Regions from separate parts of the Mus musculus genome. Here regions 2 and 3 are each linked to region 1. Evidence: chromatin loops called from intact Hi-C (ENCODE). Cell type or tissue: left cerebral cortex. All regions are shown on one strand. Links, peaks and the distances in the headings refer to the core of each region. The heading gives the core; the rest is flanking DNA.

What was found. A loop is a pair of places that touch in the nucleus more often than their neighbours do. Peaks named below come from ENCODE experiments on the same cell type or tissue, not always from the same donor. Only the 100,000 strongest peaks of a DNase experiment are listed, where the experiment ranks them.
Region 2: it touches region 1 in a loop (3-fold over the local background); 2 of 42 quality-filtered maps call a loop at or near these places.
Region 3: a loop joins it to region 1, with 3 times the contacts of the local background. A loop is called at or near these places in 3 of 42 quality-filtered maps.

Annotation. Positions count from the first base shown.
Region 1 is chr3:21,015,998-21,027,194 of GRCm38, reverse strand. No RefSeq gene overlaps it. Among named protein-coding and RNA genes, the nearest start is that of Gm31552, 200 kb to the right of the region's middle. In left cerebral cortex, for the core only: no CTCF peak of the experiment used is centred there; DNase peaks (open chromatin) are centred at 6,040, 6,697, 7,181 and 9,089; H3K27ac peaks cover 1,918 bases.
Region 2 is chr3:20,728,420-20,739,616 of GRCm38, reverse strand. No RefSeq gene overlaps it. Among named protein-coding and RNA genes, the nearest start is that of Gm31552, 88 kb to the left of the region's middle. In left cerebral cortex, for the core only: no CTCF peak of the experiment used is centred there; DNase peaks (open chromatin) are centred at 4,263, 5,045, 5,848 and 7,375; H3K27ac peaks cover 1,877 bases.
Region 3 is chr3:20,814,983-20,826,179 of GRCm38, reverse strand. It overlaps Gm31552 (a long non-coding RNA gene), which reads left to right and starts at 3,819. Exons shown (of 4, transcript XR_389614.2): 1 at 3,819-3,881; 2 at 3,981-4,162; 3 at 9,095-9,232; 4 at 9,419-9,795. In left cerebral cortex, for the core only: no CTCF peak of the experiment used is centred there; DNase peaks (open chromatin) are centred at 3,770, 4,277, 4,679 and 5,242; H3K27ac peaks cover 3,811 bases.

The DNA.
Region 1 (11,197 bases), core at 4,098-9,097:
TGCTTGCTCAACCTTCTTTCTTGTACCAATCAGGATCATCTGCTGTGCCACCCACAATGGTCTGGGCCTTCACACATCAATCATCAGTTAGGAAAATGAACTTTCTACCAGCCAAACTGGTGGAAGTCTTTCCTCAATTGAGTTTGCCAAATGACTCCGACTTGTGTTAAGTTGATTTTAAAATAACCAACTCAGTGTCTGAAGGACACCCAAGATTGACTTCTTAGTTTCATGCATATGCCCATACACAAATACAACTGCCTGCACATGTGTCCTCACATCACAAATACCATATACAAATGAAAATTTAGTAATTACTGTGGGAGTGGGAAGAAATGAGCAAAAATACAGTGACTCTAATAAAATCTCCCCTAATCCTTAAAGATGAACAAAATAATAGGTTAATTATACCTAGAAGTTACATCCAACAGCAGACACACAGAATGATGCTCACTATACTCAAACATAATATTCTCTCTCTCTCTCTCTCTCTCTCTCTCTCTCTCTCTCTCTCTCAAGAACATTATCGATTTAGCTCACCCAACACCTCTCTCCTTCAGTGCTCTATGGGGCAAAACTACCTTCTTTACTCAGTTGCCCATCTATTAGCTGCTTTGGGGAAGGAAGACTAGTTCTTGGTACATGTCCAGCTCATTGCTCATAAAATGCCCCAGTACAAAAAAGAAGAACATGATAACAAGAGTAAATTTTTATTGGAATTTTATGTCTTATATAATTACATATAGGAAGAGCATTTTCTTCAATAAAACTTATTAAACAAGTTTATTATTATTGAAAAAAGGCAAGCATAGGAGATATTTTTGAGGTACAAAATAATCAGTTCCTTTTTTTTTTTTTGGTCACCATGATGCTGCTGCCATTAGAAGAGCATTCTGCTTCCTAATCTTGTCCATGCTTCATGAGAAAAAAAAAAGAAGGAATAGAATAAAAAACAAACAAACAAACAAAAAACAAAGAAAGAAAGCCATTTTTAACTTCTCACATTTTCAAGAAGCAACTTGGAAAGCAATGGACAGAGCTAAATCACACAGCCTCCCCACCCACTTCTTTGCTAATTCAGAATGAATTGGATTTGCAGGAGCAACAGGACTTAAGCAAAACTGTTCCCATGGTTACACAGGAGGCTTTCTAAATGTGGTGCCGGATGCAGGCAGCCAAAATGACTTGACTGTTTATGTTAAATATGAAGTCTATTCCCTATTGAAATTTAATGATCTACTCTCTGCATTTTAGCAGCTTGCACCCTGATAGAATTAACATTTTTGAATACATTTTGAGAGATAATTTGCTTTAGCAATTGACAAGTATTCACTCATATTTATTTGATCTCATCAGTATATCAGATGAACATGCTTCCCATGTACCATCAGAAACTTGGTCTGTAAAATTATCTTCATGTCTGGGCCCTCAAGTCCCCAATGAATTCTATTATTTTTGTAGGTTATCTTGTACAGATGTTAGACCTAACACTTAGCAGGAGAACTCAGATTAAAAAAAAAAAAAAAAAAAAGAAGGTCATAGAATGCCACTTGCTTATATTTATTCAGTTGAATGTAACGAACCATATAGTTTGGGTAGATTAAAAGAACTACAGATATGAGCACAAAATCCAGATCCAAACAACTCTTGGCCAAGTAATAGAGCTTGGCGATAAACTAAGTTATTTCAAAGAGTGTTTCTTCTCTGTCATATGTATTCATTTCTGCCATTGTCCATTCAACTGCAGCATTCACTCTCATACTCAATCCTCTGAAAGTCTCCACTGTGAGGTTTCTTCTCTTATTCTTCTACAAAATTCCAATTACTTAGCTGCTTTCTCTTCCTTGAAGATGACAATTCAGAACTAATATTTTTTATAAATTTTCTATGATGCCAAAGTTTAAACCTTTGGCAGTTAAATTATGTGAAATTCAAACTGCAACACATTTAAATCTTGAAGCACAAAATTACCAGAACTTCTACAGACTTTCTTTGTATGAAACAAAACTTTTTCTTATAAATCACAAAACTGACAAATTGGACATCTAATAATAATAATTTAATATAATTTATCTCTTGAGATCAATGCATTCAACAAACTTGGGAATTGTCATCTGCATAAATTTATTTTGTACTAGCAAATGGAAATGCATTCATCACGTATTGATCTTGTCAGGTTAGTATCCACACACAAGTTACCTCTTGGAGTCCTAATTAGTCATTCTTCAAGTAGGTCATTATGATTACTGTTATTAATACTTTTGCTGAAAATCATAGCTTTCTTCCCTATCTAGGTAGTTATTGAATGGATGGAGGCAAAACATTGTATTTTTATTATTGAAAAACTTTAAGATTCATTTTTATTTGTATTATCTAGTGTCTAAGAACTAGTATCTAACACACAACAGCTGTTTCAAGTCAGAGTTGTGTCTGGATTACTGACTATGTCCTTCAAGAGAGTGAGTTGCAAAAGTGACTCACATGCTCGTAAAGTTATTCCACATGACTGAGTGGGGTTTAAAGGAATTCTATTCTCTCTTTTATAGATCTGGATATATTTAAGGGGAACAGCATTCTCTACTAGATTATATAATTCTACTAGAATATATAATCTACTAGAATATACAAAAGGGCAAATTACTGACAAGTAGATAAGTACTTCAGCTTCTAGGTTAAGAAAAACTGCATATGATTTTAGTTTCTTAGTATTCATGTTTAATCCATAATGCTAATAGAATAAGGACTGATTAAAAACTAATTCTACACCAGTAGTCTATAATGTTTTGAGAATCACTTGGATTACCTTGACTAACCATTGGAAAGGAGGTTTCTCATAGTGCTACTGGGGTTTCTGTTTTTCTATGGTTCCGGTGGGATGCATTGTCAGCCCAAAGGACTTAACTTTTATATATATATGAAATTTAAGTCATATGTATATATGAGTATATATATGTAAGCATGCATATACAAATATATATATAAACATACATACATACATATATATATATTTATATATATATATGTGTGTGTGTGGTATATCTTATATATATGTATATACACATATATCCATATGTGTATGTATATTATGTATAATTATAGGTAAATTAAAATAATGTGATTCTTTGAGACTTTAGCACACAACATCATTCTTCCTTCTCTTTCTGTTTTGACCTCCCTCCCCAGGTGAAGACTCTGTTTCCTTTTGCGTTTCCCTCTGCCTATCACCTGCATTCTACTATTCTTGTCTCAAACCCCCAACCCCTGCCCCATACACTCCTATGGTTCCTTTGTATATTTCTGGCATCTGTGGTTACTCCATGTTATATACTCACATCTGGATATTTGAAGCTAGAAACCACAGATGAAAGAGAACACATAGAGTTTATATTTCTGGGTCTGGGTCACCTTTATTCAATATAAATTTTTCTAAGTCTATCTGCTTAAAAATTTCATAGTTTCATTGTTCTATTTCACCGTGCACATGTGCCACATTTTTATTATTGTTCATCTGAAGATGGAAATTTTTTTTAGGTTGTTTCCATTTTCTCTGTACTGCCAATAGAATGGTAATGGATGTAGCTGAACATGAATCTGGGGAGCATGATGTATGATGTCTAGCTGGGTTACATCATAGATTTAGTTTTAGTTTGTTGTTGTTGTTGATGTTTTTGGTTTGTTTGTTTTTTCTTGTTTACCTTTTAGGCTTTTTTGTTTACTGTTGTTGCTTTGAATATGCTTGGCCTAGTGAGAGGGCCAAACATCTATTATGAGGTATGGCCTTGTACACGTGGCCTTATCGGAGGAAGTGTGTCATGTGTGGGTAGGCTTTGAGACCCTCCTCATAACTGCCTGCAAGATAGTCTTCTTCTGTTTGCCTTTGTAATAAGATGTAGAACTCTCAGCTCCTTTTCTAGTACCACGTCTGCCTGGATGCTACCATGTTTCCTACCATGATAATAATCGACTGAACCTCTGAACCTGTAAGCCATCATCAACTAAACGTGTAAGAGTTCCCTTAGTCATTGTGTCTCTTCTCAGCATTAGAAACCACAACTAAGACATTTAGTCTTCTACATTGACATTGACTTCCACATTTCTTCCAACAGTGGATAAGGGTTCTTCTTACTCTACAACCTCACCAGCATCTATTGTCCACTGTTTGTTGATCTTAGACATTTTGACTGGAGTAAAATGAAATGTCAAAATTGTCTTAATATACATTTCCCTAATTGTTATGGATGACAAACACTTTTCAAAATATTTCTTAGCTCTTTTTTTTTTTCTTGGATCGAGAACTCCCTGTTTGGATCTGAGTTTTCTTGACTCTGTTGAATAGTCTGTTTTATATTCTAGATAATAATCTTCTGTCAGATGTATTGCTGGCAAATAATTTTTTTGCCATTTTGGAAGTTCCTTCTTTATTTGACTGATTGTTTTCTTAGCTGTGAAGAAACTTTGTTTGCCTCTCAGAGATTGAAGGTTACCCTTTTCTGAAAACACTGCACACCTAGGACACTATACTCATGGATGATGATACAACCTGAATCTAACCTGAAAGCCAATAGGTTATTGTGGTCTGGTTTCCATGATTCCATAAAATACTATGCATGAAGCAATAGAGAAAAGAAATTTACAGTCTTATCCAGCTGTGAAATCTGTGAACCACAGCATGATCAGCATAGAATGATGGACATAAAGTTGCACTAAAAAGCCCTCACATTTTAGTGTTACCAATGGTTGGACTTAAGATCTACTCAACAAGAGGGAAATCATGTGTGGCATTAGGAATTCAGCCAATTTCCTAGGGCTAGTAATATCACGCTCCTAGAAAAGAATCTATTACTGTTACTTTGCTATACCAGAATAATTCTTATCTTTATTCTAAATCTCAGATAAGGTTAGCTACCAACCCTGATCAAAGAAACTTCACTTTCTAGCATGTTGAGTCCATCACAGAAAACCACAAATAGAAAGAATGCAAAGATCAACAGATGATGGGTAGTTCACCCTAATGAGTTTGTGTGTGTGTATATGGCTCAGTAAACATTGAGGAAGAGGGAGGGGAAAGCATGTAAGAGGCAGAATATCAGGATGTGTGCTGGAAGCAGACTTTCTAGGAATGGAATAAATAAGAATGAATCAATGGCAATAACAATAGACATGCTAACATGGAAGGGAAATTTCATGGGATCTTACTCGTAAATCAATAACTACAGGCAACTAATGACTTCTGAGAAAAGTAGAACTAGCTGCTCCAAGAGATGAGCCTCCCTATAGGTTGTTCAAAAAAAGTTGTCAGGCTTGAAATCATGTGCATACATAAAACAAAAATGGACTTAGTATGCTATCTTTATGTATTCATACATGCATAGACACACACACACACACACACCACCACCACCACCACCACCACCACCACCACCACTAACAACAACAACAACAACAATGAAAGAAATAAACCTACCCATTTGTGAGTGGGAGTATTGAAAGAAGGGCCTATATGAACATAGTGGAGCACAGAAATGCCAAGTCTGCTTCAATAGCTCCTGAAACTTTTTATTATACATTTAAAAATTAAATACCTACATTTATTATTTGATAAAAAAATAAAAAAGAAAGAAGGGCCTAGAGAGAAAAGAGAAAGGGTGAGAGTGGCATAATTCTACTGTATGTAAAAATCTTAAGAAAGCAAAATATAAATAAAATAAATGAATTTTAAAACTCATAAAATAACTATCAGGGCTGGGAGTCTAATTCAATAGATACAGTACTTGTCTGTCTTATGGGAAACTTATGATTTATTGTCATAACCACAGACTAATTTTGTATCAAGTTGTTCTAAATACAAGATACTTTTTCTGAAGTCAAGTCTTCATGAAAGCCCCAGCTGCATAAGCTGCAGAAGAAATTCTATAGGGATGGTTTGTGTGAAACACAGGTGCTGAGAATTCTGAGTAGCTCTGTGTGCTTTTGAGAGACAGTTACAGAAAATGTCACACATTTGACATTGTGGAATCATGAACAGGAGTGCTGTGCCAAATCCATCAACTACATGATTGTGACTGCAAGAGACAGATCGTATCTCTGGAACCAAGTGCCAAAAAGAACAGAGGTCTACAAAAATAAAGCTGTTTTTCCAGGAAAAGATGAGCCATTTTTCTATCCTAAACTCATGATTTCAAATACAAACAGAAATGCTCATTTACACAGTAATTTGGAATCCTGCACATGTTCTCTCTATTCTTATTTCCTTACCATTTTTAACGGAGGGGTCTGAAGTGGGGGAGGGGTATTGAGACTTTAACAGGAAGTTCCAGACAGATTTTAAAGCAGTGACTACACAATTTAGGAGAGTAAATAATATATTTTATACAATGGAAATAGTTAATTTCTTAGGACGGATTTCCAGAATTCCCATCCAGCAATCCATGTGCAACATAATGTGAGGAGTATTTAAATACAATAAAATAATTTCAACAGGCATGAAATATGTTGACTTTCCTGTTTTTCTTGGAGCACACTCACTAACTAATACACTTTGCACCCATCACTTTTACTTTGTATCAAATACTTATTGTCTGAAGTGATAATGGGTAAGGGAACCACAGAATAGAGTATTGCTGTGAGCTCCTGATACATGGTGAATTGCTGTACACTCCATCATAGCACTGTTAGCCAAGATTCCTGTGTTCAGTGCAGAGCTCATTGCAGGAAGCACACACTGCCCCCACATTGCATTTTTGTCTAACAGACATTCTATAGAGGGTGATAAAAATGGAAGCCTTTCTTGTTTTGTTCAAAAAGAAGGGAAATGGAACATGATGGATATAGTTTTCATAATATCACTCTACAGGCATACTTTTAAGACTCATGTTTGAATGCCTGCTTATTATTTCTTTAGTGAAAATATATTAAGATAATAGACAATCTGAGACAAAAATGAAAAAGTATTTGCATATTTGTCTCAATTGTCAGAGATACAATTTTACTTCAGATAAAATTAAAATCTTCTGGGGTGGCTAGGTAGGTGGGTGGGGCAAAATCTATTTCATAAACATACTATAGATTAATCAAGAAAGAATGGATCAAAAAAAAGTATGATTTTTTCCCACAAAGCAGGATTAACAAAATAAGCAAGTCTGGATTTGTGATTACTTTAAAGCACATTCCTATTCAACACAGCAGGGAGGGGTTTGCTCCGTGGAGACATTTACATGAGCACTGTGAGAGAGCCTAGGTAGACATCATTCCCTACAGAAAACAAGGAGGACATGGCTATACAGAGACAAATGCATGTACAATTTGAAATTCTGAAAATGTAAAAATGTTTATAGTTATTCTTCATTGTCAATAGTACCAACATCTGCACATGCTAAAGACTGATATGGAATGTGATATTTGTCTCCAACCTATGCATACTCTTCTGCATGCTTTAAATCATTTCAACATTGCATATGATACCTATTTCAATGAAAATGCTGGGTGAATACACTGTTTAGTATAGGGATACTGGCCTGAAGATCATTTATTTTGTATTGTGTATGCACCATGAGTGAAAGTTATTTTCAAACCAGTTGCGAATTCCAAAGACTGAATACATACATACATTGACTGTGATTATTCAAAACAGCCTCAGGTGTTTGAACACTTGGTCCCCACTGGTAATGCTGTTTTAGAACCTTCAGGAGTTGTTGACTCACTGGAAGAAGAAAGTCACCATTGGGTTTGAAGCCTTTGGGATCTTTAGCCTAACCCACTTCTTTTTCACTCTGGTTCCTGAGGGCAGATGCAGTGTGACCAGGTCAGCTCTTGCTCATATTGCCATTTTTCCTGCCTATTATTTGCTAACCAGAGTCCCACAGTTTTATATATCTCTTCCATTTTTGGTCTAAATGTGACAGTTGTAGTAATTATAGAAAGTTTTGAAGTAAATTAACTCATTTAGCTTGATTACCCCTAACAGTGGCAAATCTCTAACAAAAATGAACCCTTTATCCTTCTATTCTACTTTGCCTGGTAAGTGGGTGGTGGGTTTTGACTCTTGAAAAGACAATCTCGACAGATTCCCCCACATACAAAAAAGAACCTTCACTTTCTAAAGCCACTCCTTTCCTTGTCAGTTTTTCATTATCCTGTTACTGCAGGCAAAATGTTATTGTGCATTGTGCAATTCAAATGCTGATTTCTAGGCCCCCATATCTGGTTGCAATTCTTATAAAGTATCACCTAATTCAATATTGTGCAAGCTTTGCTCTCCATTTATTCTGATTTGTCAATGAAAGCTGCTTAGTCATTGTCTGGGTAGGGGAGAAAATAGGGCAGGACTTCCTCCCAGCCAGGGGAGGAGCAGAAGAGAGAGGAAGTCGAGATAAGTCATGGGTAGAAGAGACCCCAAGAAAACACCTGGAGCAGATTAGTACTAAAATGCAAGTATCGCAGGGATTTTGGCTGGGAGATAGTCAGATTATTTTAGAGTATTAAAAAAGAGTAATACTTCCCAGTTGTTGTGCCTTAAAGTTTGATAAACAAATATAATAGTGCAGTCTCAATTGTATGGGAGGTAGAGAAAAAGGAAAACGATAAGAACTCTTATTAAAAAGCCATGAACATGGCCCTTTCATCACCATGTCTTCCTTGCCATGATGAAGTAACAATGCAGCTTGATGATAAACAAGAATAAATGTCTCTTTCCTTATATTGTTTCTTGTCAGTGGTTTGGTCTCAACAAGAAGAAAAGCAACACACACACACACACACACACACACACACACATATATATATATATATATATATAAAACACATACATACACACATGTATATATGTATATACATATGCACATACATGTAATACACCTAATATGTAATACACCTAGTCTTAAAAATTACCAGAACTTTAGTTAAATGGGATCTTCACAGCATTTGATCCTAAAGAATAGATATCCCAATGTTGTAAATTGAACTTTCTCACTGAACTGTAGACAGCTAATTTGAACATGTTATAGAAAAAAAAATCCTCAGCTGTAAAAAAATATAGCCATTTGGACTTCAACTGCACAATTCTTCTTGGTTTCTTATTATAACTGTGTTTAAATATTTCCTGCCTTGTGAGGAGCCGCCCTCACATTTGCCATTATAAGATGGCACTGACAGCTGTGTTCTAAGTGGTAAACATAGTCTGCACACATGCAGGGGCAGTTTTCCCACCATGTGTTCTGCCTTTCCCGTGATGACAACTGGGCCGATGGGCTGCAGCCAATCAGGGAGTAATACATCCTAGGTGGAGGATAATTCTCCTTAAAAAGGGATGGGGTTTCGCCATTTGCGGGCTTGCTCTCTTGCTTGCTCTCTTGCACTCTGGCTCCTGAAGATGTAAGCAATAAAGCTTTGCCGCAGAAGATTCTGGTTTGTTGCGTCTTTCCTGGCCGGTCGTGAGAACGCGTCTAATAACAATTGGTGCCGAAACCCGGGACGAGAAAAAACTCGGGACTGGCGCAAGGAAGATCCCTCATTCCAGAACCAGAACTGCGGGTCGCGGTAATAAAGGTTCCCGTAAAGCAGACTGTTAAGAAGGATTCAACTGTATGAATTCAGAACTTTTCAGCTGGGGAACGAGAGTACCAGTGAGTACAGCTTTACGAGGTAAGTCTGATCTTGAACTTTCTAAGGAAATTCAAGACAGTCTATCAGAAGTAAAGTGGAATATGTTTGGCCTTGAATTTTTTCTAGTGTTAAAAGCCCTTTTGTTCCTTTTCACATGTTATCAAGTGGTTAAGGCAGGGCGGATTCTAGAGGAAATTCAGGACAAGCTATCAGAAGTAAAGCGGGGAGAGAGAGTAGGAGCAAAGAGAAAACATGGTGCACAAAATAAGTATACAGGCCTTTCCAAGGGTCTTGAACCCGAGGAAAAGTTAAGGTCAGGTAGGAATACCTGGAGAGAGATTAGAAGGAAAAGAGGGAAAAGGGAAAAGAAGAAAGATCAATTAGCGGAGGTCTCTAGGAGAAGGAGCCTGTGCTCATCGCTGGATGGGCTCGGGGAGCTAGTTCTTAGTAGCTCTGAATCAGATAAAAAATTTAGCTTCTCTGAAGAAACAGACTTGGAGGAGGAAACAGCTCGTTATGAGAGAGAAAAGTGCCAGCCAGATAAAATGCGAGCTAATCGGTCAAGGAAAAAGCCAAAAGCGGCTGGCAAAGGCCAGCTTGCTGCTTGGCCTCCTGGCAGTCAGCTTCAAGGTCATAGTGCACCTCCACCCTATGCTGAGCCCCCGCCCTGCGTAGTGCATCAGCCCTGCGCAGAGAGGCAATGGACAGAGAGGCAATGCACAGACTCGTTCATTCCAAAGGAGGAACAAAGGAAAATACAACAGGCATTTCCGGTCTTTGAAGGAGCCGAGGGTGGGCGTGTCCACGCTCCGGTAGCGTATATACAGATTAAAGAGCTTGCCGAGTCGGTCCGTAACTATGGAGTCAGTGCTAATTTCACTATAGCACAAGTGGAAAGGCTTGCGAATCACGCTATGACTCCTGGTGATTGGCAAACGGTTGTAAAAGCCGCTCTCCCTAGTATGGGCAAATATATGGAATGGAGAGCTCTTTGGTATGAAGCTGCACAAGCGCAGGCCCGAGCAAACGCAGCTGCTTTGACTCCAGAGCAGAGAGATTGGACTTTTGACTTGTTAACGGGTCAGGGAGCTTATTCTGCTGATCAAACAAACTACCATTGGGGAGCTTATGCCCAGATTTCTTCCACGGCTATTAGGGCCTGGAAGGCGCTCTCTCGAGCAGGTGAAACCACTGGTCAGTTAACAAAGATAATCCAGGGACCTCAGGAATCCTTCTCAGATTTTGTGGCCAGAATGACAGAGGCAGCAGAGCGTATTTTTGGAGAGTCAGAGCAAGCTGCGCCTCTGATAAAACAGCTAATCTATGAGCAAGCCACAAAGGAGTGCCGAGCAGCCATAGCCCCAAGAAAGAACAAAGGTTTACAAGACTGGCTCAGGGTTTGTCGGGAGCTTGGGGGACCTCTCACCAATGCAGGCTTAGCGGCTGCCATCCTTCAATCCCAAAAATGCTCCATGGGCAGAAATAATCAGAGGACATGTTTTAACTGCAGGAAGCCTGGGCATCTTAAGAAAGATTGCAGAGCTCCAGATAAACAGGGAGGGACTCTCACTCTTTGCTCTAAGTGTGGCAAGGGTTA
Region 2 (11,197 bases), core at 3,124-8,123, 290 kb after region 1:
TCTAGGGAGTTAGATGAAACATTCTGCACTAACCCCCAAAGATGCCTATCACAGACATCTTTGATAATAGATGTGATAGTTCTGGAGTGGATATAATAAAGAATACTAAAAGACCAGCTAATAGTTATCAAGAAGCCCACATGGCTAACACATGTCAATGTGGGATATTGTTATGATGGTGGAGCTACTCTACCCGGCTAAGTGGTGTATTCTAGTAGTCTCCTGTGTTGCCACAAAAGAAAACTGTTCAAGGGAGATTTGGATCTGCTTTATTATTTCCTACAGTTGAATACATACTGAGAACTGCTTTGAAAATAAGCCAAATTGGAGGCTGAAGAGATGGCTCAGAGATGAAGAGTGATTGTTACTCTAGAGAGGACCTCAGGTTGTTACCCATATCCCCATTGGTGGTTCACAGCTGCTTGTACCTTGAATCCCAGGGGATCTTATGCTCTCTTCCAGCCTTTTCAGGTACCTATACCATGTGGCATATACACACAGAGAGATGAACACATGTATAACTACTTATAAATTAAGAATAAAATAAATATTTTAAGGCATTTTATAAAATATTAAGAAAAAAAAACCAAAAATAATCAGAATGCAAAAGCATGGACGCTGTCATCCACTGTTGGAAAAGGAAATTTCTTTCTCTCTTTTTTATTTTGTTTATTTTATTTTATTTTTTATTGGTTATATAATTTATTTACATTTCAGAGTTATCCCCCTTCCCAGTTTCTCCTCCTCAACCCCCCTATAATATCCTTCATCCCCCTGATTCTATGAGGGTGCTCCCCAACTCACCCATCCACTCCTGCTCACCTCCCTAGCATTCCCCTACCTTGGGGCATACAATCTCCACTGGACCATGATCCTCTACTCTCATTGATTCCAGATAAGACAACCTTTGCTACATAAACAGCTGGGGTCATGTGTTCCTTTATGTGTACTCTTTGGTTGATGGTTTAGTCCCAGGGAGCTTTGAGGGGGTCTGATTAGATGATATTGTTGTTCTTCCTCTGGGGTTGCAAACCCCTTCAGCTCCTTCAGTCTTTTCCCTAACTCTTCCATTGGGGTCACTTTGCTCAGGTGACTGCCAGCATCCACACTTGTATTAGTCAGGCTCTGGTAGAGCCTCTCAGGAGACAGCTATAACAGGCTCCTGTCAGCAAGCACTTCTTGGCATCAGCAATAGTGTCTGGGTTTGGTGTCTGCAGATTGAATGGATCCCTAGGTGGGGCAGTCTCTCGATGGCCTTTCCTTCAGTCTCTGTTCCACTCTTTGTCCCTGCATTTTCTTTAGACAGGAGCAATTCTGGGTTAATGTTTTTGAGATGGGTGGGTGCCCCCATCCCTCAACAGGGGACCGTGCCTAAGCTCTGGATAGGTTCTCCCCTTTGTTGTGTATTTCAGCTAATGTCATCCTTGTTGGGTCCTGAGAACCTCTTGCTTTCCTGGCATCTGGGACTTTCTAGTGACTACCTCCAGTTCCCCAACCCCCACTGATGGAAACTTCTGTTCAATTTCCCGACTCCCTGTACTTCTCCTGCATCTCCTCCCACACCTGATCCTGTCCCCTTTTTTCTTTTCCCTTCTCTCTCCCTCCTAGGTTCTTCCCTCTCTACCTCCTGTGATTATTTAGTTCCCCTTCTAAATAAGACTGAAACACCCACACTTTGGTCTTCCTTCAATGCTAATCAATAGCAATACACATCTATTAATCCTCTAACATGAAGTAGCCCGGGATATCTAATGTAGGTGAGCACTTGAAAATAGAAAAAAAATGAATAAATTAGGACCACCAAAGATATAAAATATAATCACTCTGTAAAACAGTTGGAAGTTGAGATTTAAAAATAAAAGTGCTATGTAATCCAGCAATCTGCTCTAGACACTTACCAAGAAAATAAAAAGAATCAATGCACAAGATATCACAGCTATACAGTTGTCAGCTGAAAACAGTAGTATACATGTTCTTTGCAGAGCCTTCCACAGGATCCAGGACAATTTTCAATATTGCTTAGTCTGTGATCTCACACTTGTGCTTCGAAGATGCATGTGTTAGAGAAACATTCAGAAAGACAACCAAATCACGTGCATTTAGCTCCTCACTGTAATCAATATAATCAATGGATTGCTGGTGGGTGGGGGGGCAAACAAAAAGAATTACAAATAAGAATGCTAAAAGGCTAGGGAGATGGCTCAGTTAGTAAGGAGCTTGCTGCTAGTATGAAGACCTGGATTTGAATCCAGAATCCATATAAAACTAGATGTGTATGTGTAAAGATAGACAAAGATAGCCTGTATATGAAATTCTAGTGCCTCTGTAACAAGATGGAAGAAAAAAATAGAATAACCCATGTAGGCATACATATCAGAGATTAGCAAAGAGACTATGCCTCAAACACAGTGAAAGGTAAGGACAGACATCCACAATTATCTCCTGACCTCCAAAGGCACACTATGGAATAACCTTATCTTCATTCTGATATACAAAGATGTGCACCCACAACATACATAATCAAAAGAATATCAAAAAATTAATGATGTGTTCTTGCTATAGATTAGCAATAATTAAAATGAAAAGTATTGAAGTTTATGTTTAAAACAATATTCATCAATATACCTCAGAAGTATATCATAAAATAAATATTTTGAGAGCAAGTTGTAGCACAAGGCCTAGACATGGTACATTAGTAGAAACAATACTAAATGTATTTATAAAATACTGTAGCTAGTTATAGACATAGTATACAAATGTAAAAATGTAACTATGGACCTACCTCTGGGAAAGAAAGAATGAACTAAGGATGGTATTTAAAGGAGTAGAAGTTTAATCTATATCAGCCATTCTCAACCTGAGGGTCACAATTCCTTTGGTGGTTGACTGATCCTTTTACAGAGTTTGCTATCAGATATACTGCATAGCACACATTTACATCATAATAATATTAGCAAAATTACAGTTTTGAAGTAGCCATGAAATACATTTTGGTTAGTGATTGCCACATTAAAGAGTCACAGCATTTGGAAGGTTGGGAACCACTGATCTATGTGCATTTAAATTGTGTGTGTGTGTGTGTGTGTGTGTGTGTGTGTGTGTGTATTCTATCAACATATATTTTAAAATCCTGATGGTAACAATTTGAAGGCCCTACTGGAATTTGTCTTTATAGTGTGCTTTTTAAAATTATAATCGATACAGAATGATGCTAGTGATATATGTGGCTGTGCTCTGGGCAAGGTGTTTCCAGGTTCTTTGTCTTTCTATTCAAAGAACAGAAATAAAGGCCCAGACAATTTAATGTAGCAAGGAAATTTTATTTAAAACAAGGGGACATTAGATGTCAGAAAGAAATACATCATCATGCATGACAATAGATGACATGTGTGAGGATAGCCAAGGTCCATAATTTTTTATTGAAGTTTTTTTCTTATGAGGTTCAAGAAAGGGAGTTTGGTTGCTAGGGCTTGCAGTACAGGCCTTCTCTATTTTGATCGACAGGACTAGATTATGTATCTCTTTGTTCATTACACATTTCTCTTCCCATTTTGCATTTAGTTTTAATTATATGCATACCACATTATGCATATAATAACTACGCATAGGAATGGAATGGTAAGTAGGAGATCCTCCCCTGAAAGTTCATCTGGTAAACATGGTTTGTCTTATTGCACAAGCTTGCCTTATTGCATAGGCACATAAAGCCAGTTCGAGTGGGACAACCCTTTCACCTTCATACCTGGATATAACTAGAGTAAGACTGGTTAGAACCTGTAAAATTTGAAAGTTACTGATTGGAAAAAATATTGATTTTTCAGAGAAGGGTGCACATGCAATTGGATGCACATATAGGCCCTAGGTTGCTATTTGTTCTAAAAGACTTTTTGGGAAGATGTGTATATACAATATGTGCAGATAGTGGTCTGAGGTTGTGAAGTGTATTATTAGAAGAGAGAACGTAATAAGTAAATAGCCAAAGCCAAGTGGAGCGCCAGGTTGCTAATCTATTCCCTGTGCTTGCCTGTCACACTAGCAAGCCTTGCTCTAAGCTTCCCATATATCCTCATACACAGCAGCAGCATGGTGTGATCTATGATCTCTATTATCAGTAAAACTTGGTTCCTATCACTGACCCACTGTGGGAATGCTGCATAACTCTGGAACACTTACTCTGTTTCTGCTTTAGAATTCTGTGTCCTTCTCTTGTTTGCAGATTATGTTTGAGAACTCTGTGAGATGATAAGTGATGTATTGAATTACCCTGCACTTAGCATCCAGTCAAATACAGTTATTTTTGTGGTGCTTAAGCCCTTCATTTTTTCACATAGAAAAGAAGTAGGTGTAGGTTCCTGACTTGTTTTTAAATGAACATTTATTTCTATGTTATACTTGCCTGGGTTTTCATTTTTGTGGATGCTATTCATAACTTAGGACATAATGAAACAGTAGCAATTTCCTCAAACCTTCCCTGGGGTGCACCATCTTAAATTGTATCCTTTCCAATAATGTACTTTCCTATTTATTTAGAAAAGAAATCCGTATAAAACCAAAAGGTTTAAAGGGGCAAACCATTCTAGAAAAGATTCTCAGTATAAAAGTTAATTTTATGGAACAAGCCCTTTGATTTCATTTAAAAAAAAAAAAACAATTAACTACGCTTTGTTTCTTATTTCAGTTTGCTTTCCAATAAATGTATAGATGCCCTTTCAATCCATGTATGTGGCCAGACTGCTTTCATAGAAGCCTGCTATCTGGCAAAGTTTTTATCTGGGCCATTGTAAGCAATTGAGATTCCTTATGCAGTCTATAGATTTGGAACGAATGGTCAACAGTCAGAACCAGGAACTCAGAAGCTTTAGAAGTCTTCCCAGTTGCAGGCAGCCTCATTTTGACTTGTTCTACAAAGCAAAACATAACAGCATCCCACATAACCTTGGAAAGAAACCCGAAAACAAAATGTCACATGCCTAAACCACATGTGGAAGATTAGAATGTAAATAGAAAAATTGGGAGAATTTTTGCAGCTTCTCAAACCATAGTAGATAAGGAATATCTTCATAATGTGAAAAGAGCCTTTTTATTATCAGAAAGCTTTGACAAGTAGCTTCCCACGCAGCTTATCAAGCTGAATGCCAGGAACATAACCAGAATACTGAATCTGTTCCTGCTTTATTGTGTGGGAAGGGGCAGTTTCCTGCATTTAATTCAACGACTGCACTGAAAAACTGATAGGTCCCTAGAAGTGCTATTGATTTAGAGAGGGAGAAAGGCAGGGAAAGAAAGAGTGAGAGAAGGAGGGGAGGACAGAAAGTGACAGAGAATACTACCTACCTTTTTCTGTTTCTTTATGAATACTTGTTTCCACAGTAATGGTCATTATTGTCACCTGCTTATCCCTCCTCATGGCTCCTTATCACCTCCTCCTCTCTTATGTCCCAAAGATTGCTTCCAATCCTATTTGTCCTACAATGGACAATTGGACAAATCTTAGGCTAGTTCAGAAAAGAGCCTGTGGGTTTTTGCTCCTACGTACTAATCTTAAACTTGGAGTAGAGCAGAAATGTGAGCTATTACAAGATCATTTGAACAGTGTATTCCTGTGCAGTACCCGCCCCCCCCCCACGCCTTCCCCATTTGACTATGACTGGTCATGTTCCAATTCAGTTGGTAAAAAAGCTGATGGAAGAGGGCTGTGCACTAAGACCACATGGCCTCCAGCCCAATGACTCTATCTGTTATCTTGTTTTTATGTTTATTAGCTTTTAATTGGCAATGCTAACTGCATGTCTTACATATTAGAGTCCAATGTCTGGATATACCTGTATATCAGGAAATGCTTAGGTCAGGCTGAGTGCTGAGCACTTAGCATTTCTCCTGTGGAAAATATTTTGGTTTTAGCAGTGAAAACTAGGGTCACCATGGAGACAGCTATGCCATGCTTGTCTTCCACAGACTATTCTCTTAAATCGAATATTCTCTGTGTATTCCTTTCTAAGCCCCCCTGCTGCATTTCTCTTTTCTTTTTCTTTTTAATTATGGTATTAGATTAAACAATCTCTTGTATGCCAGAACCTCTGGATGGTCACAAATTAGTTGAAAGAAGAAATGAAAAACTAATCTAGATGTATGCTGAGTACCTTATAAACTTATTCTTTTAAAAATGTATTACACTGCATGTATTTTTTCAGTTTGTGTGGGGGTATGTGTGTATATGAGTACATATGCTATGGCACGTGTGGAGGTTAGAAGACAGCTTGTAAGCACTGATCCTCTCCTTCCACTATAGGAAGCTGGAGACGAAACCCAGGTCATCATTCTTAGCAGCAAGTGTCCTTAACCTCTAAGCCACTTGGAAGAAATGAAAGGAGGGGGAAAAATGTGATCAGGACAGATTACATGAAAAAAAAAATTAAGCCAATAAATTAAAAAATGAATAAACACATTTTAATGTTTTAAAAAATAATTTCTAGAGCCCAAATAGCCACCTCACCTTCCTGCACCCAAATGTGAACACTTAGCCACAGCTGGGTAGAACACACTCCTTTCTTTCCCAAATGGCAACCAATTATGTTGTTTCCCTTCATCATACCTTCCATGTTTCCATCCCATGACCCTAAAAGGTAAAGACTAATTCCCTTATTCTTAGCTACTTCCTTAAAAAAAAATCCCTAGCAGTCTAGAGTAGCTGTTTCCAATTGTAGGAACAGTTCAACAATTAATTCATTGATATGTCAATAGCTTAAAATATTAATTAAAATAGGTGAGCACTTGTTTTCTGGTACTTCTCCAAAACAAACTATATGTTTCCTATCAAGTAGATAATTTATTTAATACCCCCCCCAAGTTTGTTAGTTCTATTTTTAGAGATTTCAGAATCCAATAATCAATTTTCATGCTTGATTTTCCTGTTTTACAATTCAGAGGGGACTGCAATATTTTTCTCACTCATACTCAGAAAGGGACCAAATCTTGTTATTGGAGGAAAGTAGTAAGTCAGTCAATCTGTCTGTGTGTGTGTGTGTGTGTGTGTGTGTGTGTGTGTGTGTGTGTGTGTATGAGAGAGACAGAGACAGAGAGACAAAGAGAGACAGAGATATAGAAATAGAAATTGGGGGATTACTCTGCTTTATTCATGGGGGAAAAAAAGAAGTAACTCCAAAGACCCACACAGTGAGGGAGAAGTAGCTCCACAGACCCACACAGTGAGGGAGAAGTAGCTCCATAGACCCACACAGTGAGAAGTAACTCCACAGACCCACACAGTGAGGCAGAAGTAGCTCCACAGACACACACAGTGAGGCAGAAGTAGCTCCACAGACACACACAGTGAGATGTAGCTCCACAGACCCACACAGTGAGGCAGAAGTAGCTCCACAGAGCCACACAGTGAGATGTAATCCCACAGAACCAAAAGGAGCTTTGGAACAAGGTGATCCAAAGTCCTGAGCAAAATGGTGATTCACAGAGAGCTACTGAGCAATATAGTGACTCATACAGAAAAACATGTCCTATTATCAGTGGACATAGATTAGGAATTTGAAATTAAAATCAGAGGCAAAAGTAGTTCACTGCAAAGATTTTCCAGAAGTTATTTAAACAACAAATGAACAACATTAACAATCAGTTAAGACAGTAAATGTATGGTAATACTTATGCATACACAGAAAAATCTATTTTAAACATTATGAACCAATTATTACTTAATTGGATGATAATGTAGTGCAGTGGTTGATCATTTGCTTAGCACTTGCCAGTCCCTGGATTTAATCCCTGCTACCTCAATAAAAATTATTTTTATTATTATATCATTATAAATAAAAATAAATATTTTATTTGGTTACTACTTTATATCATGAGATTTAGGTTTTAGAGACAGGCTCTAAGTGCAGAGTCCTGGCTGGCTTATAATTCACTACTCAGGTCACTTTGACCTCTGATTCATATCGGTCCACCTATCTCTGCTTTGGGAATGAGGAGAAAAAAGAATATACACAGTTGATATAACTATTATAGTAATAACAAGTATACTGTGTCTTGTGTCCTTTACATGTATTGTCTTCCAATGGATGCTTACCAGTTCTGAAATATAGGAAGTAGTTTTTCTATATTATTTATGAAAGGAAAGACATTTGGAGACTGGAGGATCCTGTGTGTGTGTGTGTGTGTGTGTGTGTGTGTGTATACTCATGTGAGTTGAAAATGTCATTTTTGAGCTCTGAAGTCATGTTGTTCTGAGATGATTTCAAGTGGAAGGTCCCTGCTTTATGCCTGCTCTGCTCTCCTCGGGAAGTGACGATATGATACAGATTCCTGATGATGAAATGATACAGAACTGGTGAAAAAGCTTAAAACAGGTCCATGGGGATTTTATTCACACACTTTCTGACTTGAGTAAGAGAGACACTGTATTAAAAAGCTGAATGACAAACCTTGTCAAATACATTTTAAATAGATGCGTGACATTTGGCTAGTGCATTATGCAATAAACATCCAACTGAATTAAAATTAAATTGATTTTTGCATGCCAAGTCTAAATCACAATTTGGCTAATGAAATAGGAAAACTTAAATTGTCACAGGCTAACATGAAATGACTTGATAATAGAATACATCACGGAAAGTTTAAGAATTTAGTGACTATATCTGAAGTGGTTAGTATTTGATAGTCAAAGAAAAGTTAACAACTTTGTGTTGGGATGCCCATACATCAAGCCGTGGAAGCTTGTCACTGTGTTCATTGCTGTGCAGGTGGTACTAAGCTAGCAGGCTATGTAAATGTTTATTACTTCCTTACCTCCCCAGAAAGAAAAGCAAGCAGGCCTGGGAAAGTCACAAAAGCTGCAATGCCTGAAGACAACACAGAGAGAAAGACCTGGAATTTTCCTGCTGCTGACTGGTTTAGACTAGATGAGAAAGGAGAGCCAAGTTTTGCATACTAAAGAGCTGGTGGCCAGAGCTGGGGCAGAACTACCCAGTCAGGGAACTGGAGCAGAAAGGGAGCAGGGCAGAGAGCTATAGCTGAATGTGAACCAATGGAAATGAGTGTGGCAGGAAGTCTGGTACAGTCAGATGGGCTGGCTGAAGTACTGCTCCAGAAAACAGGCCAACAGTCTTATGGAATACAGATGTCTCCATGTCATTATAATTAACCCAAGTTAAAAGCTCTGGGATAACTTTGAAATCAGGGATTACATGTCTGATGATTATGCTTCTTTATTCAAAAAACTAAAACTTACTTTCATGAATTTGAGTGTTTACATATATGAACATCACATGAGTGGTTGGTGCCCAGAAAGGCGTGGTGATGGGAAACTGGAGTTCCAAATGTTGGGGAGCCACCATGTGAATGTGGGAAACTGAGTCCAGATCCTCTTCAGAGCAGCAAATGCACCCAACCATTGAGCTGCTGGCCCAGTTCTTTCACTTCACCTTTTAACAGGCCTTTTTTTTTCATGTGGTTAAAATGTCAAGTAGTCAAAGGATCTCTCTCTCTCTCTCTCTCTCTCTCTCTCTCTCTCTCTCTCTGTGTGTGTGTGTGTGTGTGTGTGTGTACATGCTTGTAGGTGTCTGCATATATGCAAATGTAAGACTCTTTCAAGCCTTAGCTTACCAGGGGACCCCCCTGAGTGAACCACAGGGAGCCAGGAATTGGGAATCTACACAAAAAGCAAGAGGAATTTATTGTTCCAACACATAGGGGTCATCCTACACCAGAAGGAGAGATGGCAATCTGCCACAGCCCATTTGGTCAGTCTATACAGTTTTTCAGAGCAACAGCCATTAGGCACAATGTGATTGGCAGAACAGTATGACTTTTAAATTGATTGGTTTCTAGGGAATGAGGTGACAGGGTCTGTCCTGTGGAATATTTACATGCTGTAGACCTCCCCCACTTCACACACACACACACACACACACACACACACACACACACAAGTGGCTGATGGTCAGTCTACCCTGTGGAATGTGTTTACCTAGTCTAGGCCTCCCCCACCTGCAGGTGGCTGGTCTTCCATTTTGCAGAATGTTAATTAGCCTTCCCCTTCTGGAGGAGAGGCCTCTGCTGGAATTTTCCAAAAGGTCCTGAACTGACTTCTTCACACACATGCATGTAAGTATCTTTGACAACAAGAAGAGGGCAGGAGATTCCTCTGGAGCTGGAGACAGAGCAGATTGTGAGCCAGTTGGCATAGGAAAATAAACTCTTGTCCTCTGCAGAAACAGGAAGCTATCTAAGTCACAATAGATAATACTGTCCCAGTATAACTTCTATTTGGGGCTATTATGGTCTACTTTATCCCATATGACTTTTTAAAAATAATTTTATATTATATCTCTATTGTTATAATACAAGGAATAAAAGAGGCACATGTTTTTCTGATCTTTGGATGGATTGGGGTTGCTATGCTTCGATTTTTATAACAGGTATTTATTAGACATTATTCTGCACTTCTGTAAACACTGTCACTACAGTATTTTAGGTTGGATGTCTGTGGCTCAACTTCCTAGACTTTTTTTTTTCTTCTTTTTTTTTTTTTTAAATCCTCTGTGCATGCCCTATTTCAAAGGTGGTAAGCAACTCTTCAAATACAAAAATGGAGTTCTTCGTTCTTCAGCAAGAGACTTCAAATTATAAGCATAATTTTTCTCTGATGTTTTAGCTGATTTATCTCCCCTGTGTATTATAGTTATATAGTTAATGTGTTTTCATTGGCAAAAATATTATGTTGTGGTACTTTGTCACTGAATTAACTAATGTATAAGGTAAGAATGTTGGATTATGGTAAAAATCTCAATGTTTATTGGATTAAAACAAATATAACTTTGTAAAACAAAGTGAATAGAATTGAATTAAGTGGCATTATATGAAAACAAATATCTCTATGCCTTGTATTACCTTCTACCTCACTAAAATTTATTGAATGAAATCTGTAGGAAAGATAAAAACATTACAGTGGCTGTTGAAAAGGAATTTTCCATAATATGTACAATTCTTATTGTGCTTATGTTCAAAGTTGCTACATAAATAAGAAGACATTTACTTAATTCTTGTTTCTCCTCTATTAACCAAAAAATTGAAAGGAGGGAATTCTTCAAAACTCAGTTTACAAGAGTAGCATTACAATGATACCCCAATAATAAAAGATACAAGACAGGAAGTCTGTTGAGCACTACCTAAAATAAACATAGATGTC
Region 3 (11,197 bases), core at 2,578-7,577, 200 kb after region 1:
TCCAGATGAGAAGATTGCTCTCACCCATGTTTGTGCGCTGGTGCCAACATTTATTGCATCACCAGAGCTGAGCAAATTCAGACACTGTACCTTTGTATCTCTGAAACTGTGGGATACAAACCTGTTTTTCTTAGAATTTAGTGACCTTAATTACTTCATTGTAGTGAGACAGAACTGACTCATGCATTAGTAAAACATGAAAATATCCAGTGATAACAACTGTGGTTTGCAGCAACTCAGTCTGAGGGACACTAAATCTTCTTTACTTTGACTATTTTTATTTTCAAGCTATCGTGAGATCGTTGTTCCTCTTTTCACTTTACAGAGGAGGAAACTGAAGTCAAAAGAACCAACTGTCACTCCATGTGGTTGTATAACAGACTACCCTAAAATTAGTGGAATGAAACAAGCACTGCTGAGATTTTTCACAACTATTCCATTTGTGCAGTTCTTAACTGCCTAGGGAACTCAGTGGTAGGAAGTGAAGTGCTGACAGGCAAGAGAGTCATGTAGCTGGAACACTAATACATCGTGGTACTATCTCTTACGTAGATTCTCTGATTGGAATACCTACATATGATTCTCCATGGGGCAGCTCCGTGTTCTTTGATGATTATAGCTGGAAAGCAGGTGTCAGCATCCCAGGAGAAAAGAAGTGAAAGCTGACAATTTCTGTAGCCTTGACCTAAAAACCGGTGTAATAGAACTTGAATGTTGTGGTAGAAAACATGGCCATTGCCCTCTTGAACTTTTAGCAGCTGTGATAGGGAAAGGGGTATTCATGATGCTCTGCCCTTCTTCAGTCCTTTATAGATAATGGCTGTTATATGGAGAGGTTCAAAGGCCCCATACCTCCAGGAGGATATTTAAGCTATTAACAGTTGTGGGAGGGGGAAAGATATTTTCTTCACTAGTATAGCAATTTTTAATTTACCTATGGTACTAAAAGTAATCTCACTAAAACCTGTTGGTTCACCTGTGAAGTTGAAAGCAATCATCTTGGGGATCTGTCACTAGTTAACTCTCTGGTGTGAGTAAAACCACTGTTTTGCTTTCCAGAGAAATTTTACAACAGTATTCTGGTGTCATGGAGCCCAGATTGAAGGATAGAAGGCAAACTAAAACCACAAAGACAAGTGAACAGAAAGTAACATGACTGGCGACAGAGTTTCAATAAATTTGGGGACTGTGATTGAAATCCTTCATATTTGTCATGATGGACCTCTAAGGAAAGTACAGATAACAATACCACTTTCATTTTCTGTTTTGTGTATAAGTAACATTTTATCCATGGCAGGCAAGCTGGGATACAGGTTTATAATAGTCAAAGAGTTTTCATCGTTTGGTTTCATGTACCCTTCCACTCTATCTACCCTAACTAGAGCAAAGCAGGAAGAAGCAAGCAGTGACTTGGAGGACCACTTAAAATGTGAATCCATGTTTGTTTATGCTATATTATTGTAAATGTTCTGGCTAATTTTATGCTAACTTGACAGAAGATGGAATTGTCTGGGGGGGCAGGATCTCAATGAAGAAATTGATTTTATTGTAGAGAATCTTGTAGGACATTTTCTTTGTAATTGATGAGGGAGGTCTCAGCCCATTGTGAGTGGTATGACACCTAGGCAGGTGGTTTGGATGCTATGAGAAAGCAGAATGAATTAGCCATGAGGACCAAGCGAGTAATCAGTATTTCTCCATGGCCCGTACATTAGGTCCTATATCTAGGCTCTTTCGTGTTTGAGTTCCTACTCTGACTGCTCTGAATGATGGACTGTAATATGAAACCGTCAGCAAAAAGAACCCTTTCCTCAACAAGTTATTTCTGATTATGATATTTCATCACAGTAAAAGAAACCCTAACCTCAATACTATGTCAAAAAGATAATTGCGAGTCAGGAGATACTGAACACAGTGATGGCAATAGGTTGGGAGATAAAAATTGGAAATGAGGGTAGCAGCTAGTAAACAAGGCAGAAAGAGGCGATGTTTGATGCCTCCAATGGACCTGCTGCATGCTCCTTTCCATAACAGTGCGCCAAGACCCAGGTCACATCCAGAGTGGCAGAGATTGCACTGCTATTAATGCCTTCTATAGGATCCTTCTATAGAATCTCTAAGACCGTTATAGCATATTGAGATGGGTCAAGTATCTTTAAACACATAGTTATTCTTTCATAGTTCTAGATGCTGGGCATCTAAAATCCAGTTGCAAACAGGGTCCCTTCGACAGTATTAGATAATAACACTTCTTCTTTAGTTCCTGGTATGCCTTGGCTGGTGGATGACCAGTGTGATCTCTGCCCTCTTGTATCTATGTTCAAATTTCTCTTCCGAAAAACAAAACAAAGCCAATTTTAGTTGAGTGGAGTTTCAGTCTAGTACAACCTTATCATCACCCACTTACATATGCAAAGATCCTACTTCCCCATAAGGTCACACCCTCAGCTTCTGGATAGTTAAAAACATGGACAGTATTCATCCTAGACTACCTCCTTGTGGGTTGGGAGGCTGGATTTCAGGCAGGCTCAAAAACTATGTTTGCTATTCAAAGAAACAATCTGGAATTTAAAACCAGATCTTTCTGACTGCCATCCTCTACTGTTTCCACTATACAACAAAAATAAACACTCCCAACATACCTATCATACTTGATTCTATATGGCAATACTGCAAAATAAAGAAGGCTGCATGTTACCTATATTTTCGCAAAGGGAAAAAATTACTTCCTTGAACTTTCTGGTGTTTGTATCTGTCTCCATAACAACCCATTTTATCTTTCATGAGTGTGATCACTTTATCCAAGTTGCTTCATTTCTGTCTATTTGTATGTAACACAGGGAAACTGCATGGATGGTGCTACTGATGAGTGGGACAGAAAGAAAGATAAGGTATTGCTTGGAATACAGGGTTTAGCTGCAATGTTTGAACTTAAATTTACTCTCAGAGGCCATAGCTTCAACATAGAACATTTCTTTAGAGAAACAAGCCTGTTAAACTATCAGCAGGCCACTTTATCCATGGATGTTATCAGAAGTAATGTTCATGACCTATGAATGTCATAAAAACCAACAAATTTGAAACACAGTGCAGTTTTATAATACTGAGTTGTTACAATAAGTATTCAATAAATAGTGATTAATATGTAGCCAATGAATGAAAATATGGCTAGAAAGATGGCTTGGTGGATAAATTACTTGCTTTAGAGCTGTAAGAACCTGAGTTCATATTCCAAGAACCTACACAAATCTGAATATAGTAGCAGGAGTTCCTAATACCAGCATTCCTAACTTGAAATGGGAATAGAGAGAGAATCCTCATATTCTATAAGTCTAGTAGTTTTAACCACGATTTAAGGTGCTGCATGTTATTGCACACATCTGTCAATGCTTACATAAGAGCACAAATGTACACACAAGCATGTATGTGCACATGTGCAAACAGTGAATGGGGAGCAGAGAGAGAGAGAACAACAATAATTCATATAAATATAAGCATGCAAATTAGTTGTTTTTAGGCCCTTGTGCATTTAAATTGATTTATCATTACATAGGCTGGGGTTTCCAAACATAAAAATGGTTGGAGCTACAAAGACCTTCAAAAGAGCCTGACAGACACATTAAAATCAACCTTCTTTATAAGGCTTATGACACCTTTCAAGTTCAGTCTGCCAAATGAGATGGGAAAGTGTGGATAGCTCTTTTATTCTTTTTTCCCTTTCATCACAAGCAAAGCAACCTCTGCTTATATAACAGTCTTAGTCAGGATCACCCAGGCACAGCTTGACGAGCTGTCAGTTACTATTTGTGGCTTGCTTCCTCCCAGCCTTCCTCCTGGGAGACTGGCAGGACAGAGCCATGTCCACTCTTCCTAGTTTTCCTGTAAAATTTTTGATCCAGTTACCTTTCTTTGTTTCTTTGTTTCTGTGTTTCTTTCTTCCTTTGTTTTCATCTTTTCTTTCTTTCGTTTTATCTTCGCAGTGTTAGTCCAGTAAGTATTTATCGTCTAGAGCACGTGTTTGTGATGAAAATTAACCCAAGAGACTAGAGACCTAGAGACCTTTGAAAGCAAACATAGCAAGCCTGAAAAGAAGAAAGTTGTCGTTCACCTGTGACTGTGCTCCAAATCACACCGACGAAGAGCAACCACAGCACAAAGGATGGTAACATTTTTTTTTATAACTAATTTTAGCTGTGGTGCCACCTACACTCCTACCCAAGGAATAAAATCTTGCTATTCTTCCTTTCTTATTAAAGTATAGCAGGGCTCTGGCATCTGTGTGGAAGGCACAGTTTCTGTATCAGAGAATTGTGGGACTCCTGTTGGCAGTGACAATTTACTTTGTATAACCACAGGAAAACTCCAGGATGCAGAGTCTACAGACTTCCTCAGAATGTATTGCTTTTCTCCTGACATCCAATTCTCTCCTTTCTTGTCTGTATTTTTCAAACTCGGAACATCTCACCAGCTCATCAGCTTTGTCTTTGCTGTTCATGCTGCAGACTCTGCAGTCCCACCTAACTTTGGTTTCTGTGTCTGTCATTAGAGATTAGGCAAACATCACTGCAGTACTCATTGGCCCTCTTGTTGCTCCACGCAGTTCACCTGCTTCCTCTTGGGGCTTCATTCACCTTCAGTCACTTTCATACCTTTCAAGTCTATAATACTGATTCTCAACAGTCAACACAGCTACTTAATATTGTTACAGATATGTCACTTCCTAAGGGGTTTTCCCAATTCCCAAGCAAAAATCTAGCCATAGCGCCATTTCTCACTCCAAGGATGAGAGTATCTGTCCTTACATCCCTCTGTATGCCAGAAACTGACATTTGGGCTACAGTAAGATATTGAGTGTCTGCTCAAAGGAGAGTAGAAGAGAGATATGAAATAATTAACATAGAAAACACAATATGTGACTGTGGAATAGGAGAGGTCTTCTCTGGAATATCAGGACAATGAAATGTCTCCAGAAAAGGTGATACTTGAGATAACAAACAAACAAACAAACAAACCTTCAAGATGATGAAGGCCTTTCCTGGATGAAAAAAGGAAAAGGCAGGCCCCTGCAAAACAAGCACTAATTACTATGACAGAGTGCTGGAAACAGGGATATCAGACCCTGGCCTGAGCTTCCAGTTAGCTGCACTTTGTGTGTGTGTGTGTGTGTGTGTGTGTGTGTGTGTGTGTGTGTGTGTGTGTTGGGAGGGATGCTAAAGGGAGTTAAAGCAACTGCCTAGTCTAATCTTGCATTACTGTATTTCTAAGCATTTAGGTGATTCATCCATGCTGTGTGGAAGAGATGCTAGCTTCAGAGTATACTGAGAATGTACTTCTGCATCACATCTATATTAGATTAATCTATACCGTTTGGCTTTGAAAGAATGGCACTCTATAGAACTTAGCATAAGCACTATGACACTGGAGCATAGAATTGAAATTTTTCCTAAGAATAGACTCTGCTGCAAGAAGCCTATCCACAACGTCCTTGTAGACTTCACTTTCTATTCGGAATTGGAATTTCACCTTACATGCTGAAAGAACACACTGCTCTTACTATCCTTAGGTCACTCCCCACTGTTTTATTATTGCCTCTTCATTATGACTTTGACATCAACAAAAACCTTGGTGTTTGACAGAATCTATGAAATGCATCTGACATCAGTCCTGTGTATCCCATCAGAGAGCAAAAGAAATAATGTTTATTATCTCATTATGTACCCATTTTTACTTAGAAAATGGTTTGTTCTGGAAGAACAAGAGGTTGTATTATTTTGAATCCTCTAATTTTAAGTCTGATCAATCACTTGATTGCTTTCAATAGTTTTTAAATAACTCATGTATATATATGTGAATGTATGTGTGTGTGTGTGCTTGTGTGTGTGCTTGTGCGTGCGTGCACACATGCACGCTTGTTCACACATATGTTGAGCATATGGGAAGTCTGGAAGAGAGTATTGGTTTTCTTGTTTTCCTGGAGATTTTCCTGTAGGGATTGCAAACTGCCTGAGTAGGGCTTCTGAGAAACAAACTCAGGGCTTCTGAAAGAGCAGGATGAACTCTTAACTGCTTATGCCTGCTTTCTTTTGAATTACTACCTCTCACTTGTCAAGCTACACTCTACTAATCTAAACCTATTACAGCCATAACCCTGCCATCCTATCATAGCCTGGGAAACCTAATATGTCTTACCAGAACGAACAACACATTCATTAGTAGATGCCTTTATAATTTTGTTCCTCATGTCTCAACTGGAAGGCAGCATGAATTACAGAAAAACTGTGTATAAGACCTGGTTCTTCTTTGTGAAGCTAGTCTAGTTACCAGTCTAAATCCACAGGATAAAAAGCAAGCTCAGCTATGCTTTCTTCTCTAGGGCAATTTAGGCTAGCAGTCAAGCAATTACTGCCTGGAGCAGAAGAAAGCTGTCCCCACAAGTAGACAGCTGGGGAGCTGTGAATTAGCTTTTCAACACCTGAAGTCTCTATTAAAGAGAGTCAATGGCCCTGCTTTGAGAATAGTAAGGAAAGCCTGGGGTTATATGAGGTACCTTCCTTCACAGTAATTTTTCACTTTTATAATTAGTAGTGAACCATTATCTTTGATATCATAAATAAAAAGGTACAAGGGGGAACTATGTTATCACATACATATTCAATTCAGGGTTGTCCATGACTAGAAAGAGTACTGCATAAAAATAGGGATGGCTTTTCTATAAGACTTTTAAAATCAATACATATTGCCCAAGACAGATTAGGCCACATCCAACTGAATGTGATGCTGGCTTTCAAATAAATCTGCATTCTACAGTGCAACAAAGGACAGCCATCCCCCACTGGTGGAATCAAATCCAGTGGTTCTCACATTAAAGTTGCCGGTCACATTCAAATTAAACTCCTCCTTTGGTTCTGATGGATTGGAGAGGTTTGGGTGCTCTCAAACATACATTGCTAACAAATTCTTAGGTGATTAACACACTAATTGATGAGGATTACACTTTGGAAAGTCATGATTGCTGGTGCATACTATAACCCCAGCACACAGGAAACAGAGAGCACACTAGTCTACATAGATATACTCCATCTCCAGAAAGAGAAGAAGAGAAAGAGAGGTGGCAGAGAGTCATGAGTGTGCTGCATCCAAATTAGAGATTATTCTTATCCGGCTATAAGGGAAAGGAAATCACCCACTTAACTTCAAGACAGACAGACAGACAGAAAATAGATTCATGGGTGGATAGATGAGTAGATGGATGGATAGATGCATAGATGAGAGAGAGTAGGGAGAGAGGTGAGGAGACATCCCTAAAGAACACTTCATAGCAGAATAGACAATTTGAGCGAAAAGTAAATGATCTCTTTTGAGGGTAAAAGGAAAATGTAAAATAATATTTTGAGAATGCATTTGGGTTAATCAAATTGGCAAAATTTAGCTAATAGAGGCTCATATCTATAATCTCATCACTCAGTTTCAAACAGGCAGGTTGCCTTGAGTTTGAGACTTGTAGAACAAAACAACCTGTAGAATGTTAGTGCTAAATATTTCCAAAGGTCAGGGGAAAAAAAAGTTTACAGTAACTTTTAAAGTTTGTACTTCTAAGTGTATCCTGAGGTCTTGTTCATTCCATTTGTACTCCACTATCTCTAAAATAGTCTGAAAGATAATAGCTGTTGGGCACAAGACAGACTGCACAGCAAACTGAATGTGGGCAGTTTACAAATTACCTACCTCAAACTCCTCTGTATCAGCAATTATGTCCTGATAGCTACAGCAGTGAAAATTTCTGTTACCTGGTTTTATGGAACATTACTATGGATACTAGGCACTCAGAGACACATACACACAGAAATGGTTTTTGTTTTGTATCGTTTTTGTTTTTGATTTTTTTTGTACAGATTCTGTGTAACTCAATTAAAACCTCATGGGTTTTATTCTTATATGATCATATTTTAATTGTTACTGGGCATTATTTACTGTGCTTGTAAAGAAATGGTTCATGATGGCCCAATAATTTACTCTTCTGGGAAGATGCAACATGGACCCTGAACACCTAGTGTTGTTAGAACGAAAAGTACATCTTCACAGTGTTTACTGTGAGACAGACAGAGATGTCTCCAAAATGGCAAAAAGAGAAGCCAGGGCTCTGAAGGATGTCACAAGGCATCTCATGATAGGTTCATTTGTAGGAGAGACAGACAGAGAGACTCTAATGGGAGAAAGACCTACTGAGAATGGCCAAGATAATCCCCAACAACTTGTTGGTTGAATTTCTTTTTTTTTATTAGATATTTTCTTTATTTACATTTCAAATGTTATCCCCTTTCCTAGTTTCCCCTCCAAAATTACCCTACCCCCTCCCCCTCCCCCTGTTCCTCTTGCATTTCTACACTGACCCTCAATAAATTCTCATTTGTTTATTGCTGTTTTAGCCATTCAGGAGACCTTGTTACTCTTGCCAATTAGTTCTTAAGAGCATAAGCATATCTTGGCAGTAACCAAACCATTCCTTCTGATATAATTTTATCTGCCTTATTATAAGATATTTAGTATTCCTGATGTAGACTTTGAATTTTATGCATCTGGTAATATATATTTGTTGTATATTGAATGTGTCAACCATAAATATGTATGTAGTATTTGTGTGTATTTATATGTATGCATGTGTATAAAATTTAAGACAACCTTCAATTTTTAGGAAAGCTTATTAATGATATTAAACTAAAAATAACATATTTTTTATGTTCTGTTCATGCAAAAGGAGTACTTGCTGGAATGTTGTAAAGATTAAATGAGGTCCTCTGCACACAGAACTTGGAAGCATTTCTCCATTAAAATCTTAGAATATACATTTTGAAACTCCTAGAGTTTATTATAATGCTTCCTGCCATAATGAGTATTATAACACAGAAGCATTTAACTATTAGTATCATCATTATTATTGGAAAGTTTGCTTTAGTCTCTGGAGAAACTACATACTGAAACATGGTATACCTACCATGAGCCTTAAAGAAAACTATGTATCCTATTCTGAGAAAACATCAAGTATCAATACTTCATCAGCCAATGGCAGAAACTCATGAGCCCCTTTCTCTTGCAGGCTAAAACATTGACTTATGCTGTCAACTGAAGCTGCATATTAGTGATCTTATCATGTTCAGAAAATACTGTTTCACTCTGATCCACCCCAGTTCCACCTCTTACAACTTTTCTGCCCCCTCTTCAGCAAAGGTCCCAGGTGGGAAAGGATCTGAGATGTCTCTAATAAGTCTAGACCATTTGAATATGTGTTGCCTAGTTAGTAGCTGCTTGGGGAGGACTAGGGGGTGTGGTCTTGTGGGAAGAGGTGTGGCACTAAGGGCAGGCTTTGAGGTTTTAAAAGTCTCCTGCCATTCTCAGTTTGCTCTCTGCTTCCTGTTTACAGATCATAGCGTGAGCTCTCAGCTATGGTTCCAGTGCCAGGTCTGCCTGCCTGCTGCTATAATTCTCACTAGGATAACCCTGAGCTCTAACCCTGTTTTCTTTATAAATTGCCATGTTCATGCTATTTTGTAAAGAAAATAGAGTTTGGTAACTATGTAAGAAGTAACTAAGAAAGCAAGTAATGATGTCAATTCTGCTATGTCAAAGAACAACTGGGGCATGGGAAAGTAGCTCAGTAATTAACTATTTGTGAATCAAGATATGAGCTCTCAGCTGCTGCTCCAGTGCCATGTTTGGCTGACTTCTGCAATTCTTCCTCTCTCATGATTATTATAGATTCCTATCCCTTTGGAAGTGTACACCCCAAATAAACCCTTCCTAATATAACTTGTCTTGGACAAATTGTTTTTATTACAGTAGTGGTAAACTAACATACAGAATTTGATATAGATGTTTAATTTGTGGCTGAGCACTTCATAGGTACATATTGTCTGTACTTTGTTTTTATTGTCAGTTCCTGCATTGACCATCATCCACTGCACAAAAGAAGTTCTCTGAGGATACATGAAAGCCACACTAACAGTGGGTATAGAGAAACTTAGAGGGCAATTTGAAGTTATATACATTTAGAAAAGTAATAGTAGTTATGTTCACTTTAAGGCCTAACCATAGGTTCCTGGTCATATTTATACTATAATGCACTATATGCATTATATATATGGTAATATATATATGTAGTGCATATATTTCTTGTAATAGAGTGGGACTTAACTCTAGTCAAAAACCTGTGGATTACACCTGTGGTGGTTTGAATATACTTGGCCCAGGGAGTGTCCTATATGCTGCCATGCTTCCTGCTATGATGATAATGGACTGATCTTCTGAACTTGTAAACAAGCCACAATTAATTGTTGTCCTTTATAAGAATTGCTGTGGTCATGGTGTCTTTTCATAGCAATGAAACCCTAACTAAGACAGCAGTAGGTAACAGGAGTGGAGTATTGCTGTGATACACCTGGGCTTGCTTTTGTTTGAAAGAATGTGGATTTGGGGACTTGATTTGGAAAAGAGAGGAATGGTTTAATGAGCTATGCTAGTAGGAATATGCAAGACTTTGTAGTAGACAATGGTTTGAACTGTTGAGACCTGGCCCAAGAGGTTTCAGTGAAGAAAAATTTCAGTATGTGGTGAAGAGACTGTTTTAGGGGTATTTTGATGTAGAATGTGGTTGCTTTTTGCGAGTGTCTGAAGAGTCTGCCTGAGGCTAAGGTGAAGAGATTTAGATTTATTGCTTTGACAAAGAAAGTCCCAAAACAGCCTGGTATAAGTTCTGTTGTGTGGTTACTAAAGTTCCCTCTTATGAAAAGCATTTTAATCAAAAGGAGCAACCTGAGTAAGGAAAAATATACAATGTATAGTTCAAGTAATAAAGGGGCATCAGGAAGTGAAATGGAGCTGAATCCTATGTTCAAGGAGATAAACAGATTAAGGGAGTGATCACTTTGGGGCAAGATCCTACCCAACTAAGCAAGCATGGTAGTATACACCTTTAATCCTAGGATAGAAAGCTAAACAGATCTCTGAGTTCAAGGCCAGCCCTAGACAGAGCAAGTTCTAGGTGAAGAAATGCTTAAGTCTAGGAGTGGTGGTATACACCTTTAACCCCATCATTCAGGAGACAGCCATGAAGATCTTTGAGTTTAAGGTCAAGCTACACAGGAAGTTCTGGAACAGCCACGCTTAGGCAGTGAAGGAGTTGAAAAACATCTGGTAATGGAAT